Regions from separate parts of the Homo sapiens genome. Here all the other regions are linked to region 3. Evidence: chromatin loops called from intact Hi-C (ENCODE). Cell type or tissue: PC-9. All regions are shown on one strand. Links, peaks and the distances in the headings refer to the core of each region. The heading gives the core; the rest is flanking DNA.

The links. Hi-C counts contacts between places; a loop is a spot of excess contacts. Peaks named below come from ENCODE experiments on the same cell type or tissue, not always from the same donor. Only the 100,000 strongest peaks of a DNase experiment are listed, where the experiment ranks them.
Region 1: a loop joins it to region 3, with 4 times the contacts of the local background. A loop is called at or near these places in 10 of 110 quality-filtered maps.
Region 2: a loop joins it to region 3, with 14 times the contacts of the local background. A loop is called at or near these places in 2 of 110 quality-filtered maps.
Region 4: it touches region 3 in a loop (7-fold over the local background); 2 of 110 quality-filtered maps call a loop at or near these places.

What each region holds. Positions count from the first base shown.
Region 1 is chr17:36,848,184-36,852,637 of GRCh38, forward strand. No RefSeq gene overlaps it. Among named protein-coding and RNA genes, the nearest start is that of LHX1-DT, 86 kb to the right of the region's middle. RefSeq lists an enhancer at 1,614-2,813. In PC-9, for the core only: a CTCF peak has its summit at 2,110 (motif pointing right); DNase peaks (open chromatin) are centred at 2,708 and 3,278; H3K27ac peaks cover 1,885 bases.
Region 2 is chr17:36,720,398-36,724,851 of GRCh38, forward strand. The region is part of intron 2 of LOC105371750 (a long non-coding RNA gene); the gene reads left to right. Among named protein-coding and RNA genes, the nearest start is that of MRM1, 120 kb to the left of the region's middle. In PC-9, for the core only: no CTCF peak of the experiment used is centred there; no DNase peak of the experiment used is centred there; H3K27me3 peaks cover 1,941 bases.
Region 3 is chr17:36,919,374-36,923,827 of GRCh38, forward strand. The region is part of intron 1 of LHX1-DT (LHX1 divergent transcript); the gene reads right to left. Among named protein-coding and RNA genes, the nearest start is that of LHX1-DT, 15 kb to the right of the region's middle. RefSeq lists an enhancer at 1,587-2,783. In PC-9, for the core only: no CTCF peak of the experiment used is centred there; DNase peaks (open chromatin) are centred at 818, 1,468 and 2,328; H3K4me3 peaks cover 3,207 bases; H3K27ac peaks cover 4,000 bases.
Region 4 is chr17:36,728,872-36,733,325 of GRCh38, forward strand. It overlaps LOC105371750 (a long non-coding RNA gene), which reads left to right. Exons shown (of 8, transcript XR_007065730.1): 3 at 4,267-4,454. Among named protein-coding and RNA genes, the nearest start is that of MRM1, 130 kb to the left of the region's middle. In PC-9, for the core only: no CTCF peak of the experiment used is centred there; a DNase peak (open chromatin) is centred at 2,450; H3K27me3 peaks cover 1,844 bases.

The DNA of each region.
Region 1 (4,454 bases), core at 109-4,108, 71 kb before region 3:
TTCCCTAATGCCTCAGGCTGTTAGAGACCCACCCCCTCTGTTGCCTCAGCTCCTGAGGTAGATCTCCACAGGTCACACCTATCACAGGACAGGGTAGTTTTCTGCTTACCTTTCTGTCTAGACCTCTCACCCCAGACTGTGAACGCCCTGAACTTAGGGCCAGGGGCACTCACCATTGCCCCCTGGGCTTAACCCTGCACTCGGTGGGCTGCGGGAGGTTGGGAATGAGAGCAGGTCTTAAGTCATCTTCCCATCTCCTCTACCTGCAGCAGAGGCTGCGTAGAGCTGGTCCTGGTGTGCACATTGAATGTGTGATGATCGCATTTCATTTCACCCTCTGAGATGTGAGGATGGGAGGAGAGTTAGCAGAGGTCCCTCATCCTGCCTAGTGGGGGTGCAGATGGGGTTTCAGGACAACTCCTCCCCTGTTCCCGCCCCAGTGCTTTTGATTTTTTTATTTTTAATTTTTCTTTTTAGAGACAGGATCTCACTGTGTCACCCAGACTGCAGTGAGGTGATGCAATCATAGCTCACTGCAGCCTCGGAACTCCAGGCTCAGCCTCCGAAAGATCTGGAAATACAGGACTGAGCCACCGCACTCAGCCACCCACTGACTTTTTTTTTTTTTTTTTTTTTGAGATGGAGTCTCACTCTGTCACCCAAGCTGGAGTGCAATGGTGCAATCTTGGCTCACTGCAACCTCCACCTCCCAGGTTCAAGTGATTCTCTTCCCGTGCCTGAGGCTCCCAAGTAGCTGGGATTACAGGTGAGCATCACCATGCCCAGCTAATTTTTGTATTTTTAGTAGAGACGGGGTTTCACCATGTTGGCCAGCCAGGTCTCGAACTCCTGACCTCAAGTGATCCTCCTGTCTTGGCCTCCCAAAATGCTGAGATTATAGACATGAGCCACTGTGCCCGGCCCACCCACTGATTTTTAAATGCTTTCAACATGGGGAGGTGAGAGTTTAGATCAGAGATCAGCAAACTTTTTCTGCAAAGAGCCAGGGTAGGCCGGGCACAGTGGCTCACGCCTGTAATCCCAACACTTTGGGAGGCAAGGCGGCTGAATCACCTGAGGTCAGGAGTTCAAGACCAGCCTGGCAAATATGGCGAAACCCCGTCTCTGCTGAAAATACCAAAACTAGCCAGGTGTGGTGGTATGCACCTGTAATCCCAGCTACTCGGGGGACTGAGATAGGAGAATCGCTTGAACCTGGCAGGTGGAGGTTGCAGTGAGTCAAGATTGTGCCACTGCACTCCAGCCTGGGCGACAGAGTGAGACTCCATTAAAAAAAAAAAACAACAAAAAAAACAGAGAGCCAGGGTAGTAAATATTTTAGGATTGATGGGCCATAAACTCTTTGTCTCAACTACTCAACTCTGCTGTGGTTGTTCAAAAACAGCCAAAGACGTAACATAAATGAGTAGGCGTGGCTGTGCTCCATAAATGCTTTATTTATGGATGCTGAAATCTGAATTTCATATAAGTGTCACATGTCACAACATTTCTCCTGTTGATTTTTTTCAACCTTTAAAAAAGTCATCCTTCATTCGTGGCCATATACAAACAGGGGCAGGCCACCTGGAGTAGGCCAATGGGCCATCATTTGCAGATTCCTGGATTAGGTGAAGTTCCCAATTCCAAGCTTGCAGCCCAGATCTGCTCTCCCCCGTCCCCTCCACCCCACTCACTCCTGAGGTTACCAGGGACCTGGGCCACACCAGCTGCCCCTCGATAAGATAAAGGTATGTGTGTGAAGGGACAGGAACAAGTGAGCGGAAATCCTGATCCCTCCAGGGATGGGGGCGGGAGCGTGAAGGCTGTGAATTTGAGAGACGTGCTGATGAGTAATGTGGTTTCACTTCAGGTCATTTCCTGAAAGTCAGATCCACTTTGCACGTGAGGACAAGAGTGGGAGCTTCCGAATTCACTCTCGGGGCCTCCAAATTAAAAGCCAAATAGGATGTAGCTTTTGCCTGGGCTGCATCTTCATCTGTCAAGAGCAGTTATCTTCAGTGTGCCACTGGGGCCTGCTACTGTCTGTCATTCACCCCCACCCAGTGCCTGTGGGGGCATGCACACCCCAGCAGGGGGAGGTATCCAGTAACGGGTCCAGATACCACTGGTTATTCCAACAAGGAGGGAGGTGAGATTAGGGGCCCCTGAGGGAGGACTTACCCAGCCAGGTCTTTAGAGGAACCTGCCACCTCTGGCCCAAACTTCTAGCCAGTCTTGCCACTTAGGGCCTAGGCTAGACTCTTGGAGGTTCTCTCTGGAAAAGGGTTGGGAATGCTCTACAAAGGCCCAGTTATCTAGAGAGGAAGGAAAATAGCAGAGTCTGATGCTCAGAAACTGCCAGCTTCCGGCCTTGCACCGTGGCTCACATCTGTAATCCCAGCACTCTGGGAGGCCCAGGCGGGAGGATTGCTTGAAGCCAGGAGTTTGAGACCAGCCTGGGCAATATAATGAGACCCCGTCTCTATAAGAAACATAAAAAATTAGCCAACGTGGTGGTGCATGCCTGTAGTCCCTGCTACTCAGGAGGCTAAAGCAGGAGGATCACTTGAGCCCAGGAGGTCAAGGCTGCAGTAAGCTAAGATTGCACCACTGCACTCCATTCCAGGCTAGAGTGAGACTCCATCTCTAAAGAAAAAACAAAAAAAAAACATGCAACAAAACTGCCAGCCCCAGCCCCTGCGGGGAGAGATGGGAAAGAAGGCAGGAAGACGGATGGTGACTCAGAGAAGACCCAGAAAGGAAGGGCCTCTGAGTCACATACTCAGATTCCTAATCTCAGCCCAGACCTTGACTTGCTGTGTGACCTTGGGCCAATTGCTTTGTCTCTCTGAGTTTAAATGTCCTCAACATGGAGAGTCTTACCAGCTTTGGCCCATCTCAAGCCTGTACAGTTTAAGGCCCACAGGAAGCCCAAGAGAGCATCTCGTAGGCCCCGAATGTCATTCCTGTGCAAGACTGAAAGTCAGTGTGTCCCGGAAGACAGCCTGGACGCAGTGTGTTCTGCAGTAGGACCACTGAACTCATGACACCCTGTTCTTTCCTTGCTCTCCCCCGCAGCAGCAGTCTGGGGGCCTAGAAGCTGAGCTGACCTGTTTCTTTGTCCTCCTTGCCCCCAAAAACTCCATAGGAAAAGACACTCTTTGTAATCAGAAGACTTAGGTTAAGACTCAGCTCATCACCAGTCACGTGATCGCTGGCAAATGACCTCTCTGAACTTCGGGATTCTCATCTATAAAATGAGTCTAACAACATCTCATTGGGCTGTGGTGACAAGTTGTCTTAGGAATGTGAAATTGCTTTGTAAACATAACGGGCCACACCTGATATATATTTACATTTTTCCCGCTACTCACAGCCAGTCACAGTCGTCTCACTATGTTCTAATGCCATCCTAGCCATGGTGCAGAGATAGAACCAGAGTGGACAAGGACTCTGTTGACACCCTGCCCCATCCCCACCCCCTGATTTGTCAATGGTGGAAGCTGCAATGCTGGACTCCTAGACTTGATTTATTGGAGAATGGGGCTTTCATTCCCATTTGCTTCAACCAGCCCCGGCTGGGTCCCCACACCCTGGGTGGCTGAGCCAGGCTGGGATGTGACCTCCTAGCCATGCTCTCTGGGCCCTATGGCCCTGGTCTATCACCTCTGCTCCCACCCAAATAATCCAAGGCCTTGAACCTGGCCTCCCTGCCTTGCTGTCTGAGAATCAATGGTCCCACACCTCCCAAGATGACTGAGAAGGAGAACGCTTCTACCCCACCTTCTCCCATGTATGGGTGCCATGCCTTCTCTGTAAAAACAATCCAATATTGTTTGAAAACTTATAAGAGCAGAATATGCTCCTTAGAAGACACTTAAATACAGGAATATATAGGAAAAAGAAAAGGAAGAAAGAAATGTGGTCTAATATCCAGAATTTACGAGGAACTTAAACAAATTTACAAGAAAAAAATCCCATCAAAAAGTGGGCAAAGGATATGAACAGACACTTCTCAAAAAAAGACATTTACGCAGCCAACAAACATATGAAAAAAAGCTCAACATCACTGATCATTAGAGAAATGCAAATCAAAACCATAATGAGATACCATCTCTCACCAGTTAGAATGGCAATCATTAAAAAGTCAAGAAACAATAGATGCTGGTGAGGCTGTGGAGAAATAGGAATGCTTTTACACTGTTGGTGGGATTGTAAATTAGTTCAACCATTGTGGAAGACAGTTTGTGGATTCCTCAAGGATCTAGAACCAGAAATACCATTTGACTCAACAATTCCATTCCTGGGTACATACTCAAAGGAATATAAATCCTTCTATTATAAAGACACATGCACACCTGTGTTTACTGCAGCACTATTTACAATAGCAAAGGCATGGAACCAACCCAAATCCCTATCAATGACAGACTGGATAAAGAAAATATGGTACCTAT
Region 2 (4,454 bases), core at 130-4,129, 200 kb before region 3:
CAATTGTCTCTCATTGAGACCTCTTGGTAATTCAGATTGATTGTCTTACAGCCCAGCACAGGGACTGACTGAGTGAAGTTTGTCTGGGCCCGGGCTTTTATTGCTGTCTCAGGAACTGAATGATATACACAGCCAGATTATTCTCCAGCTGCCCAAGGGTTCTGTCCTTTCCAGTCAGGGGCAAGCCCTGAAGGTGGGTGAGGCGAGGAGGCTCCTTCAAGTCTGGAACCAGGCTTCTGGACTCCTGGCCCAGTGCTCTGTTTAGAGCAGCTGATACATTACCAGGAACAGGCCTATGATAGTCTTCATCACCTGCCTCAGCCAGGACCACGGTGCCTCAGCATTCCCAGTGGCTTTAGGCTTTGTCTGCAGTGGGAATGTCTTGTCCATCCCCTAAGATCCATCCATCTGGGAGTCCCAAGATGCTCCCAGAGGTGCAGCCCCACACCCTTCCTGTGGCTCTGCCTAAGCTCTTGGTGCCTGAGGGAACGGAGAGAATCAACAGCTTCTTAGTTTTGAGCTGTTTATCAGTTTTTTTGTTTTTTGTTTTTGAGATGGAGTCCTTGCTTTGTCGTCCAGGCTGGAGTGCAGTGGCACAATCTCGGCTCACTGCAACCTCTGCTTCCTGGGTTCAAGTGATTCTCCTGCCTCAGCGTCCCGAGTAGCTGGGACTACAGGTGCATGCCACTACGCCTGGCTAATTTTTGTGTTTTTAGTAGAGACGGGGTTTCACCATGTTGGGCAGGCTGGTCTTGAGCTCCTGACCTCAGGTGATCCACCAGCCTCAGCCTCCCAAAGTGTTGGGATTACAGGCGTGAGCCACTGTGCCCGGCCCGTTTTGTTTTTATGAGCAGGGAGAGTCAGAGGTTCTGGGGTGCTGAGAGTGAATCTGGGGTCTGGCAGGGCACTATACACCCCCTCACCCCAACAGCTAAACCAACAGCTAGAATCTCTGCTCTGAAGGCTCTTGAAAGTCCTGTGTTGAAAGGGCCAGACCCCCACCCCTGGGAGCAAGGCCAACCTCGTGTCCCCTTGTACCCTCTCCTTTCTATTTCTGTAAATTTTTTTAGTTCTCCTCCTGGCCCTGTCTCCTCTTTCCCTCATTTCTGTATCCCCATCCCCTCAGACCCATCTACCCCTCAACCCCATCTGACTGCCGATTGAAAAGGCCTGATAATAATGTGAAATAATATAGTATCACCCAGAGGCTGCTGACAGGCAGTGTGGCCACCTCTGAAAACAGGCAGGGAGGCAGGGAGGGCAAGGAAATTATAGGCTGCACAAAGGAGAAAAAGTTAAAGTGAGAGCTCCATAAAAGAAAGTGGAACTATTATGCTGCAAAATGCCAACTCATTACAAAGCGGCCAAATAAGAGAGAAATACGGCGCTGCCTGTAATAGCAGTTTACAAGGGAACATTGTACAGCAACAGAAGAGACGCTGCTATAATTTGCTCTAACAACTCCAATTATCCCTTTTATTGATTTGGCAACACATTTAATAGGAGTAGCCACACCTCTTCTGTTACAAATCATTAAAGGTGTTGAACGGTGTAATTTTAAAATTGTCCTCCTACAGTTGTCAGTATGACAGCATAATTCCCCCTGATTTCGGCTATGTAAACACCGAGGCACAGTCATTTCCCCCTTACAAGGCCAGAGATGTTGTCAGCCTGGGGTTTTTGTGCAGAAACATCCATTTAATGCGTATCTTTTTTTCCCCAGCCCGCACTCCTAATTGCAGTGAGGTTTGGTTTACTCTTTTTTTTTTTTCCTTTCTCTCTCACTCCTTCCCTCTTTTCTTCCAACTAAGAGGTGTGTGTGATGGGGGAGGTCAGGGACGGAAATAAACAGGCGGTTTGGTCTTCTCTTTCTTCCCTGGCAGCCTTAATTGCTACTTAAGCGTGGGCCCTGCACTTAACATCCGGGGGGCAGGCCCGGTGCGTGGTGCACGCCGGGCGCGCTGTGCACAGTCTCCGGAGGCCGCCAGTGCGACCCCGCCCCACCCGCGCACCCCCGCCCGGAGGGCCCCAGCGCGCATGCGCTCGCCGCAGGGCGGCCTGCGGGGCTGTGGACGCGAGGCCAGCTCGTAGGGGGCTGGGCGGTCAGCGGGGTCAAGGGACAGCCACGCTGGGACGGAGGACGGGGACAGGGGAGCCCCTGCGGCGCCACTTCTTCCTCTCCGAGTCCTGTCTGCCCTTGATGGAGCCACTGGTGGGGTTACTTGCTGGCGGTCGGCCACTTTCGCCCCTCCCTCGCCAGCCCGCCAGCTCCCTAAGGTTTTGTGGTTTTTTGTCACCACCACACCTCAGTGTTGAGCTAAGTGAGGACGTCCCCCCAGCAAATGTATTGGACGGAAGGAAACGCTGTGCGGGAGGAGGCGGAGGAAAGTAGGCCACCCGGGGCTCAAGTGGTGAGAAGAGGCAGCCAGGCAGGGTGGAAGGTGGGGTGTGGCCAGCTTGTTGGGTGTCCCACCCTGTGCTGTTGGGGGCGTGGAGGGTAGTGTGGGGTGGCCAGGGCGGGCTCACGTCCTCATCCCCCTCCTCTTTCCCAGAACCACACCCAAACCCTCTTCAACCCCCTGTGTGTGGGCTGTGGCAGGGGTCAACCTCTTGTGTTCAGGTCCCCTAGGGGCCCACCCCACTCTACTAGGAACCAGGGGTCGGATGCTGTCAGGGGAAGCCGTGTGGCTTGAGGAGTCGAGACCCTTTCCAAATCCACCCCTGTGGAATCTTGAGCAAATCCCCACACCCAACTTAGCTTCAGTGTGGTGGAGGTGGGCCCAGCGCCTCTCTTGAGGGAGTGCTGCTGTAGGTACCTTCCAGCAGGCCAGGCTCCTGAGCTGGGATCACCATGAAGCTGGCATCTCTCCTGGTAGCACCTATTCTGGGGCCTTGAGCTCCGACACTCTTACGCTGGAGTTGAACTTAAGCTGCAGCGGGAGGGCTTTAAGCTAGACCCGCAGAATTTGAGCTCTAAGGACTTGCTTAAGATTGGGAGAGTAACTTCTTCTGCAAGGGGGCCAGCAGAGGGGCTCTCGGGTTGAAGGAGGGTTATGCTGGCCCAAGCATTGCCATCATAGCCACAGCTGGGCTGTGCCTCAGAGTCTGCAGGAGCAGGGCCCTTGGCCTTGGCTCCCAGGACAGTTGGGAGATGGAGGGCAGCCCCAGTAGCTGCCATCTTCCTGTCATCTACCCACACGTCTCCAGATCTGTTTGCCTGCATCAGGGCCTGACTCCTGCCCCACATGGGCCTGTGTACCATTCAAGAAGAAAGCTTAGCTGTCTCCAACCCCGGCATTCCCACAAGGGAAAGCTTGAGATCTGCTGAGGGAGGGTCCTGGGAAGAGGCCTTCTTCTGTTCTCCTGTACAGCAGAGGTGTTGGCATGTGCACGTGTGTGTCTGCATGTGTGTGCATCTGTGAACATCTGTCTGTGGCTCTCGTTCTGAGCACCTGTGTGTCTCCGCTTCTGCCTTGTTCTGTCTTGGCACCTCTGGGTGTCTGTATGTCTTTTTCTAATCCTGGCTCTCTTCTTGTGCTTCTCTGGGCCTCGTCTTTTCATCTTTGTGTTTTTTGCTTACTGTATTGTAATATCCATTTCCATGCTGGAATTCTCCTACCAGACCATGGGCTCTGTGAGGGCAAAGACTGTCTTTTATCTTCCCATGTGTGCACATAGTAGGAGCCTAGTACATTTCTGTGGAGTAAATGAATGGAGATCTGGCTCTGTTAAGAATCCCTTAGTGTCTGTGTCTCTGGCTGCCTGACTTTCTGGGTCTCTGTGACCCTCAGAAGCTAGTTTTGTGGTTCTGTGTAGGGGTATACCTGGTTTATTCCCATGCATATGTGTATTTCTTGTGGTAGTTTTTCTCTCCTTGTCTATGTCTGTTTCAGGTTTGTTGATCTGCCTGAATGTCTCTGCATGTGGCCCCACATCTCTCCTCATGCCTGCTGGTCTCAGAGTATAATGGATGCTGAGTCCAAAGCAGGTGTTTCCTGGGCATTCGTGGCAGGGGAATTGGACTTCCAAATCTGCCCCCTCTCCACGTGGGTGAGCTTCTCCCAGACTCTCCATCATAAGAGGCTGTGAGCACCCGAAACTGATCACCTTCTCAGCCTAGAATGGGAGTGAGCTGTGGTCCTCTCCCTCTCTTCCTCTCACTGTGACCCCAATCACAGCACCTGCCCTTCTCTAATTGGCTGATGTCAATGGAAGGGGGAAGGGAAGGCTGATGTCCAAGGAGGAAATCCCATTAGGTGAGCCAGAGCCAAGTTATTAGTGGTTAAGATGTAATTGGAGTTGGTGAATAATCTCATTCAATTCATCACGTATTTATGGCGCATCCAGCTGTGTGACCTTGGGTGCGGTGTTTCACCTCTCTGATGAAATAAGACCTTAATGTTTGCCAAGGACCCTGGATTTCTGAGATTCTGAGTCCCTGAAGCTGGAAGGAA
Region 3 (4,454 bases), core at 301-4,300:
TCTTTGTGGGGTCTTTGAGGGGAGATGAGGAGACATGGTCAGGTCCACCCAGCTGCGTTCTCCCTGGCAATATCAGTTCCAGCTGCCATGAGGACGTCTCAGATTTAATCCCTGGGCTATGTATGGGGTGGTGGGGTAGGAATGAGGTAGGGAAGAAGAGTGTTGGCTATGGACACCCAAGAGACAGCATGGCATAAGAGATTCAGCATGAGCTTTGAGCAAATCCCGGCTCAAATTCCTAGCTGTGTGACCTCAGACAAGTTACTCAACCTCTCTGGGCCTTGGTTTATTTCTCTGTAAATGCAGGACATGGAATATCTACATGACAGGATATGTATGAGGAGTTATTGAGAATAATGTATGCCAAAGCTGGTGTATCGTAGGTACTTAAAATACGGGAACTACCGTAGCCACAAATGTTTTCTCTCATCTAGGATATAAAATGCTGTGGCCGTGTTCCCAGCAGAGGGAATCAAATGCTGAGCCCTCTGCAGAGACACCACACTCCCTTGTCCTCTCTGGCTATTGTCTCAGCCTTGGTCTTTGAGCTTAGAAAGGCAGAGCTCCCCATTAACTCACAATGTGACTGTAAACAAGTTTCTTCCCCTCTCCAGGCCTGTTTCGCATCTATAAAATGAGGAGGTGGAAAGTACTTGGTCTTTAAGGCCCAGTCCATTGTAAGATAAAATCTCAAATCAGGAGAAATTTCTAACTGTAACCAAAGGGAGCAGGCAGGACCCAGACGCTGCAGGCGGTGAAGCCAGCTGAAACTGGCATGGTCATGCAGCCTGGGGCGGACGCTGTTGCCATCCTAGGAAGAGAGTGTAGGGCTCCATCCAACCGGTCCCACAACTCTGACCACCCCAAGTGAGAGATTCCTCTGTCTGCAGCCTGCATGGCCGTGGACACAGTCTGCGGCATTGCACCAAGGGACCTTCGTCCAGGGGGAGGGCTGTGTTTCCAGAGCTGGGAGCTGGGTGGGTGAGGCTCCATCCAGGCTCATGCTTCGTACCTGGAGCAACCTCGTACTTCCCTTCCTGCCTGTGCGGTCTCCTCCTCCCGCCAGTCCTCCCCAACCCTGTTTTTTCCCCTCCCTTCAGCATCTTCAGCTATTAAGGATGATAGCTTGGGCTTGGGCTCCAGCCTTCCAGCCTCTGCCCTCTCTCTCTCTCCCTCCTTCCTTCTTTCCTTTCTCCTCTTGCTTTTCCATCTTCTCCTTGTACTTCATTTCCTCCTCTCTTTCCTTCCTTCTCCAGTTCCTCCCTTTTCCTCCTTCACTGTTTGATTTTTAGCCCTCTGATTTTTTCTTCCTCTTCTCCACTCTTTATTTCTTTTCATCCTCCTCCCGGTCCTTTTTTCTGCTTTGTCACCTCCTTCGTTTTCTTCTCTCTCTGGCTGACTCAGGGGACCGGAGGTGGGCCTATCTGGAGTGAGTGAGTAAGTGTGTTGGGAGGTGAGGGTGGAGGGCTGGAGGGGGGCAGTGATCTGGCCTGAGCCCCTCCAGTATTGCTCCAGCCCCAGCCGCAGGAGGATCAGGAGTTCACCCGCAGGGCAGCTGTCAGCGGCTCAGTGGATGGATGAGTGAAAGTGTAGGGGGTGGGGAGGTGAAGTTGCTGGAGAGGGGGCCCTTTTTAAATAAAAATGAAAGGAGCTTGGCGGATGAAGTGACAGGGACTGTTTCATAATAAGCCCCACCCAAGGCACCTCTGCCAGGGGACCCAGCCCTGCTGCCCACCTCCCTCCAATCCTGTGCCCTGTCTCCATCCCCAAAGTTTCTTTCAGCACAGAGCCTGTTTGTTTCTCTGATCTTCTGGGCAGGCCAGAGAGCAGGCAATCCCCCACACTCAACTCCCCAGAACCACTCCCCGCCCAGCCTTCCCCATCTCCCACTGTGGGGCGGCTGGGATTGGAACCCTGGGCAACCTGCTCACAGAGTGATGTCTGGGCAGATTAGCACCCCAAAGCTGGCAGGCCTATTAGGAGGCCTTTGTGGGGGAGGAGACCAGGGGAGGCGAAAGGGATTTTCCATTCTCTGAGCAACTGGATTACACAGTCAGGGGATCAGGGAAGAACTGCTACTTAAGCTGCCTCTGCCCTGGCTCTCCGCCTCTCACGGGCTCAGCAGGGATCTTACCAAGCCCTGCCTTGCCTGCTTTTTGAAGAATCTTTATGTAACTTGAGTTAGGTTTAGGGGCAAAACCAAGTCTCATCTCCTGCCCAGCCCTGAGCTATTACACCAAACAGGAGCTCAAGAGGGCTCCGCTTGCCACCACTTCCGCCAAGCCTCACCTTCCACAGAGCCCCCAGGTCTGGAGGTGGATCTGGAAGGTGTGACTCAGAATGGTGAAGTGACTTGCTCTGAGTCACACCATGAGTGAAAGGCAACCAGGATAGCTACCTGACTGTGGACTGGATTTATGGGAGAATGTTCTCTGAAGAGTGAGCCAGGTCTGTGCCAGGGACTGGAAGGGGCCCAAGGCTCTGCTGTTCCCCCTACAAGAAGGAAGTTTGCAGTCTGGGCACGGTGGCTCACACCTGTAATCCGAGCACTTTGAGAGTCTAAGGCAGGAGGATTGATTGACCCCAGGAGTTCAAGACCAGCCTGGGTAACATAGGGAGACATCTCTATAAAAAATTTAAAAATTAGCCAGGTGTGGTGGCATGTTCCTGTGGTCCCAGCTACCTGGGAGGCTGAGGTGGGAGGATAGGTTGGGCCCATGAGTTGGAGCCATGATAATGCCACTGCACTCTAGCCTGGGTGACAGAGCAAGACCTTGTCTCAAAAAAATAAAAAAGAAGGAAGTTTGTTCCTGAGTTTTTTGTCAGCCCAATATATGCTTTAGAGGGAGGGGAACCCTACTCCCATTTGTTCTCTCAGGCTGCAGAAGACCAGACCACAGTGGATGGTGAAGAAGAGGAGAGATGTGGAGAAGATTAGGTTGAAAGAGTCCCAAGTCTTAAAGCCTACTCCCAGCCTTATCACTAACTTGCTGTGTGACCTTGGACAAACCACCTCTCCTCTCTGAGCTTCAGTTTTCTTATCTGCAAAATGGAGATGAAAACTTCTCTTTCAAGCATTGTCTTGAAGGGTGAATAAGACAAGGTACTAGAAGAGCATCAGGCACAGCCCCTGGCACATACAGCTGCTCCCTCAATAATAGTGGAAGCAAAGTCTTTTCCCCAGGAGCTGCTGGAAGCAGAATCTTCCACCCAGGAGCTGTGCCCACTCCCTAGGATAGCAGGCTCTGCTACACAGCCAAGCAACTGGTTCTTCCCACCAGGAGGGCAAATCCATCAGATTCAGCAAGATTGGCCTCCCCAGCCTGGCATAAGGTTACTGGGGGGTCATGACCCCATACCTTAGGTCCACTTTCTAGAAACAGTCCGCACACAAGAGGACCAAAGACCCCCACCCTAGCCCTGTGTGGCCCCTGAAGGCCTTTTGCTGACAAAGTGGTCATCTCTGACCTTCCTGATGGCCTATGCTCCTTCCAACCAGAAAATGTCTGTGATCCTGTGACCCCTAGAAGCCCTGCCTTGCTAATGGTTTTATGATCTTCCCTACAGAATTCTCTCTTTGCCTTCTATACCTCTCAGCCCCTTTCAGTAGGTCCTAGTCAAAATAAACAACATTTATGACCAGAGCAAGATTCAAGGTCTGCATTGCAAACAAATGCAGAGCTCTTTGAAGGTGCCTGGGGAATCCATCACTTCCTGGGGTGTGACGTTCCCCAGGCCCAAGGGGAGGTAGGCCCTGGGAAGGGACTCAAGCCTGAGAAGCTGGGCCCTGGATCAGAGTTTAGAGTCTGAGGATCCCCTACTGCCTCTCCCTCCTCAGCACCAAACTCATCCTCTATGCAAGAGGAGAGGGGAGGGGAGAAGAGGGACTGGGCATGGCATGAGAGGTCCGCTGTGCCCAGCAACCTCTCCTACGCTATGTTCAAGGCCACCTTGGTGGCCAGGACTTGATCCATATGTCATCAGGGGAGAAGACAAAATGAAAGAGAGGGGGGAAAATACAGAGATAAACAAAGACACAGGCAGCAAACAGGAGTGAATGAGAGGGTTAGAGACCAAACCCAAGGGTCTCAGCCTTGATCCCTACTCTGGCACTCACCTGGACAGAAGAGCCGCCACCATGGCCACGCTGGGACAACTTTCCTAAAGAAAACTCATCCAAAACTCTGCAGGCCAGTGTAGCTAAAGGGAGAGAGGGAAAGAGAGAAGCAGGCTCCCGTCTGAGTTTCTCTCGGAGGCCTGAGTGAGTGATTACACAGAGGGAAAAGTGGAGGCCCTCCATACAGAATGAAAACCCTCTCCTCCATCCCACCACAGATGAGAGGCAGAAGCCCTCCCCCATACTCTCCTAAACATCCTCCAACAGAGAAGCGGCCCGCAGGCGGCAGCTCAGGCTGTGTTGTCTCAGTTTTGCCTTCTGCACGCTACTGTGGATG
Region 4 (4,454 bases), core at 165-4,164, 190 kb before region 3:
GGCCGAGGGGAGCGCTTGGATGGTGCCCGCAGTGTGGTCGGCTGCAGGGGTGCCAGTCGGGGACACCCAGGGGCTCCCTGAGCTCTGGGGGTTTATGGCAGAGCAATGAGGAGGGGTTGCAGTGCAGGCAATTCTTTGGTTCCATTCTGACATTGCACAGAGGGGGAAACTGAGGTCTGGAGAGGGGAAGGGGTGTGTCTGGGGCCTCCTACTGAGGGAGGGCAGAGCAGGTTCCTCTGATTCTGGGGTATTTATCCAGATCCATGCCTCGCCTGTGCAGTGGCTGAGAGATGGGAGCCTCCCATAACCCAGTCCACTGTCCACGTGGAGATGTGGAGGGGTCATATACTGTTAATACCTGTGGGTCCCTCCCTCCCTCCCTTCCTCCAGCACATTTTCTTGGAGTGCCCATGAGAAGCCAGGCACTGGGGAATGTGCGGGCACTGTGGTCATGGGCGCACTGTGTGTAACCCCCCAGCCATCCTCCTCCCTCCATCTACTATGGAACTACCCTCTCCAGCAAAGGGGGCAGGCAGACCTGGGCAGAGAGGTTCACAGTGTCCTCAAGCCAAGCCTAAGGCCAGATGGGGACAAGCTGTGCAGTGAAAGACTAGAGGCTAGGTCAGCAGAACTGGGCTTTGTGTAGCCTGGGAGGGGGACACTTCTCTGGCCCCTTTCCCATCTGTGAAATGGGAACAATAATGTAGCCCACTTCATAGGGTGGTTGAAAGGACTGATGAGATAGTTTATAGAAGAAGGTTTGTTAGCACGTTGCCTGGACACACTAAGTGCTCGGTAAGCCTGTTATTATCTTTATAATGATTGTTCCTCTGGTGGCCCTAAGGACCTTCTGGACAGCTCAGTACTGCTTCCTTCATCTGACCCAGGGTGGGGCCTCCAGGGAAAGGCATCTGAGCTGTAAGTGAATGTTTTATCCTTGTCACATGCTCCCATAGAGGGGAGGCCTTGGCGTTGTCTGAGTCCATTCCTTTCAGTTGGCTGATGAGAACTGAGCCCAGGGAAGAAAGGGCCCAGCTCAGGGCACACCGCAGGCTCCAGGCAGAACTGGACAAAGGACCGGGTCTCACAGCCATGGCAAAACCTTGCATGCTTTCTTTGGCAGCATCCTGCCTTCTGGGTTGCTTCTGCCTGGGAGGCTGGCCAGGCAGGAGAGTACTGGTGCATGGCTGCAGCCATCAGGGGAAGAGGGGACCCAAGGCCCTGCCACCAGCCCCAGGGACCCTGAGCCCATATCTGAGGCTGTTCTGGTCTCTTGCCTCCTCAGAATGACCTGGGCCAGGCTTGGAAATGCCAGCGCTTTTAGCAGTTGATTGATCTGCATTTGGTTTGGCTCAGGCCAACTGAGAGGGGCAGCATCAACAGCGCAGGGATTTAGTGATTGAGGGGGAGATGGACTACAGACTGGAAGAGGGGCTCCGGACAGACGCTGGGGAGTCTAGAGGGTCAGCCTGGGGGTCGCTGACCACAGAATCTGCAGTATGAGCACAGGAGCCACTCTGGCCCTGTAGGACTAGTGGGGAAAACCAACACAATAAAAGTTCTTACAAACAACCAGTGCAGTGAATGAGAAAACTACAGGAGTACAGAGGAGGGAGGAGCCAGCCTGGTCCAGGGTGGGGAATGGAGAGCCCAGGAGACAGTAGAGTCAAGACTGGAAGATTAGATAGTGGACACGGTGGGGAAGGGCATTCCAAGCAGAGGGAACAGCCTGTGTAAAGACCCGGAGGCAAAGAAGAGCGCGGGATGAGTGGGAACAGTGAGGAGGTGGGTGTGTGCATAGGGGAGGGGGAGGCATGTTGGGAAGAACCTCAAATGCCAGAGGAAGAAGACAGGGCTTTATCCAGTGCATCAATGGGGTCCCCTGAGTGTTCCAAATAGCTGGAAATGCTCACCTCCTGGAAAATTGGGCTCTACCAGTGACCACTGCCCTTGTCAACTCCCTGCCCCGCAATGTCCCCAGCTGTTATTGAGTTAGTGAACTCAATAAGGGGCTGATAAATGATGGCAGAGCCTGGCAGGAGTGGCAGAATGTGGAGCGGAAAGAGCATAGACTCTGGAATGCCTGCATCTCATGGATTTAAAATTAAATCTCCGTTTCAAGTTGTGTGACTTTGGGGGCTAGGCATGTAACCTCCCTGGACTCAGTTTTCTAATCTATAAAGTGGGGACAACAGCTGTCTCCAAGCATAACTGTGAGAATTATCTGGGGATGGTGTGAAGTGCCTGGCATGTCGCAGCCTTGAAACAAATGCCAGTTCTCCCTCCCCCACCCACCACAGGCTGCCAGCATTCCAGCTGGGGCAGTGTGTCCCAGTACCTTGTCCTTGCCCTCCTCAGGCAGCGCTCACCTGCAGGCAGCCCTGTGGGCTGTCACTCATCATCTGCCCTGTGCCCAAGCATTGTCTCCCTTGCTTTTGCTGACAGTGATGTCCTGGCTTTGGTCCCAGCCTGTCCTCCTTGGCAGAACACCTGGCATTTCACTCCACCCTCGCCCCCAACCGGTAATACCTGTCAGCCCAGCCTTGCCAACATCCCTAGATGTGACCTACACCTGCCTAGACCCACAGACTGTTCCCTAGACCCTTTTGGCTGTCCAGGCCAGACCTGTCCCTAGTCCACATGTCAGTTCCGTGCCCTGTAACACAGCTAGCTACTGGGAGGTTCTGGACCCTGGAAGGTCTCAGGGTTCCCCTGCAGCTTGGGTTGGGTGCAGGGGTAGATTCAGGGTGGCAGGCTCAGCTCAACCTCACAGAGAGAGTTATGGCTGAGAGTTATTTCCTGAGAGTCAGGAAACTTGGCTGAACCCTGGCTAATGGGCTGTGTGGCTGTGGGCAATACACTGGCCCTCTCTGGGCCTCAGATTTTTAACCAATAATTGGAGAGAATCCATCCCTAAGGCCTGTTCTGGCTCTAATGGTCTCGGATTCTAGGAGGAAAGGGCCAGAAGTCTGCAGCAAAGGTCTGTAACCCCCTTCCTCTGTGCCCTGAAAGGGGCAGCAGGAAAGCCTCATATCCCAGCGCAGCCCCGCCTCCGCTGTCTTGGCGAGGCACGCACTCACTCCTTGGGATTTACAATGGGCTGAATTCATTTGCATAACAAAATTGGCTCGGGTATCCAAGTGTTGCAGGAAGACAAGTGTAACATTACGCAGAACAAGCAGCTGGGAGGAAGGTTACCACCAACAATGAGGGAACAAGATGCCCGCCCACCTGCTGCCTCTGCCAACCTTTCATCCACAGGCATGGGGGGCTGCCCGGGGGCAGTGTCAGGGGTGGGGGAGAAGAGATCTGCAGGCATGGGAGATGGCTGCCTGCCCAGGGATCTGGGCTGGGTGGATGGGTCGGATGGGAGGGGAACTCCTGCTCCTAGGGTCTTCTCACTGTTAGGGTGAAGAGGTTTCCTTTGCTATTTCTAAATGCCTGCACCATTTAAATGGTCCCAAAATTATCTCCCCACTCTCAGGACTTGATAACACAAGAACTTAACCACTAACCATGCACCGGTCCACTCATCCACTCTCATCCATTCACTCGCTCATCCACACATCTGCCATCTATCCACCTGCCACCATCCATCCGCCTGCCACCATCCATCCATCCATTCATCCATTCACTCATCAATTTACCCATCCGCTCATCTCCCCATCCATCTGCCTATCCATTCTTTCATCCTTCCACGCACCTTCCCACTCTCACCCACTCACCTATACACTCATCTATTTACTAATCCCTCTGCCCACCCATGTGTCCATCCATCTATCCTTCCATCCACCCACTCATCCACTTACTCATCCACCAGGCCCCTCATTAATTCACCCATCCACCCTTGCATCCATCTAACAAAGCCAGATGTTGGACACGTGTTTGTGCCAGGTACAGCACTGGGGATTTCTCTGTGCCTCAGCTTCTTCGTCTATAAAATAAGGGTAATAATGGGATCTACCTCACAAGCTTGACCATGGCCCAGACTAAGTGCTGTGTAAGTGTTTTCTGATGTTAATCTTATTAGGCACTGGGGAATCTAAAGGTAAATAAAACAGAGTTGCTGCCCTAAAGGAAATCACACACTTCCTGGGGAAAAATGCAAGAAAACTGGCATTAGGGTCCCTCGTGGGATGTGCTCATCTGTAGGGAAATATTAAGGGTTGCGGGACGGCCAAAGCTTGGGCGTCCTGTCTCATTCCAGGCTCATTTGGGAGGTAGGAGGGGACAAGAAGTATCGTTATTGATCTTTGTATATTACAGATGAGGAAACTGAGGCCTAGGAGAGTTAAAGGACCGCCCAAGACCACACCACCGCACAGAGACACCAGGACTGAACGCTTGTGTCTTCTGACTTGCAGCTTCCAGCAGCCTGGATCATGCTCTTCTTACCTCATCTGGGTAGCAAGAGAAGGCTGCTCTAAAGCTACCTTACTCCCAGGTTGCAGGAG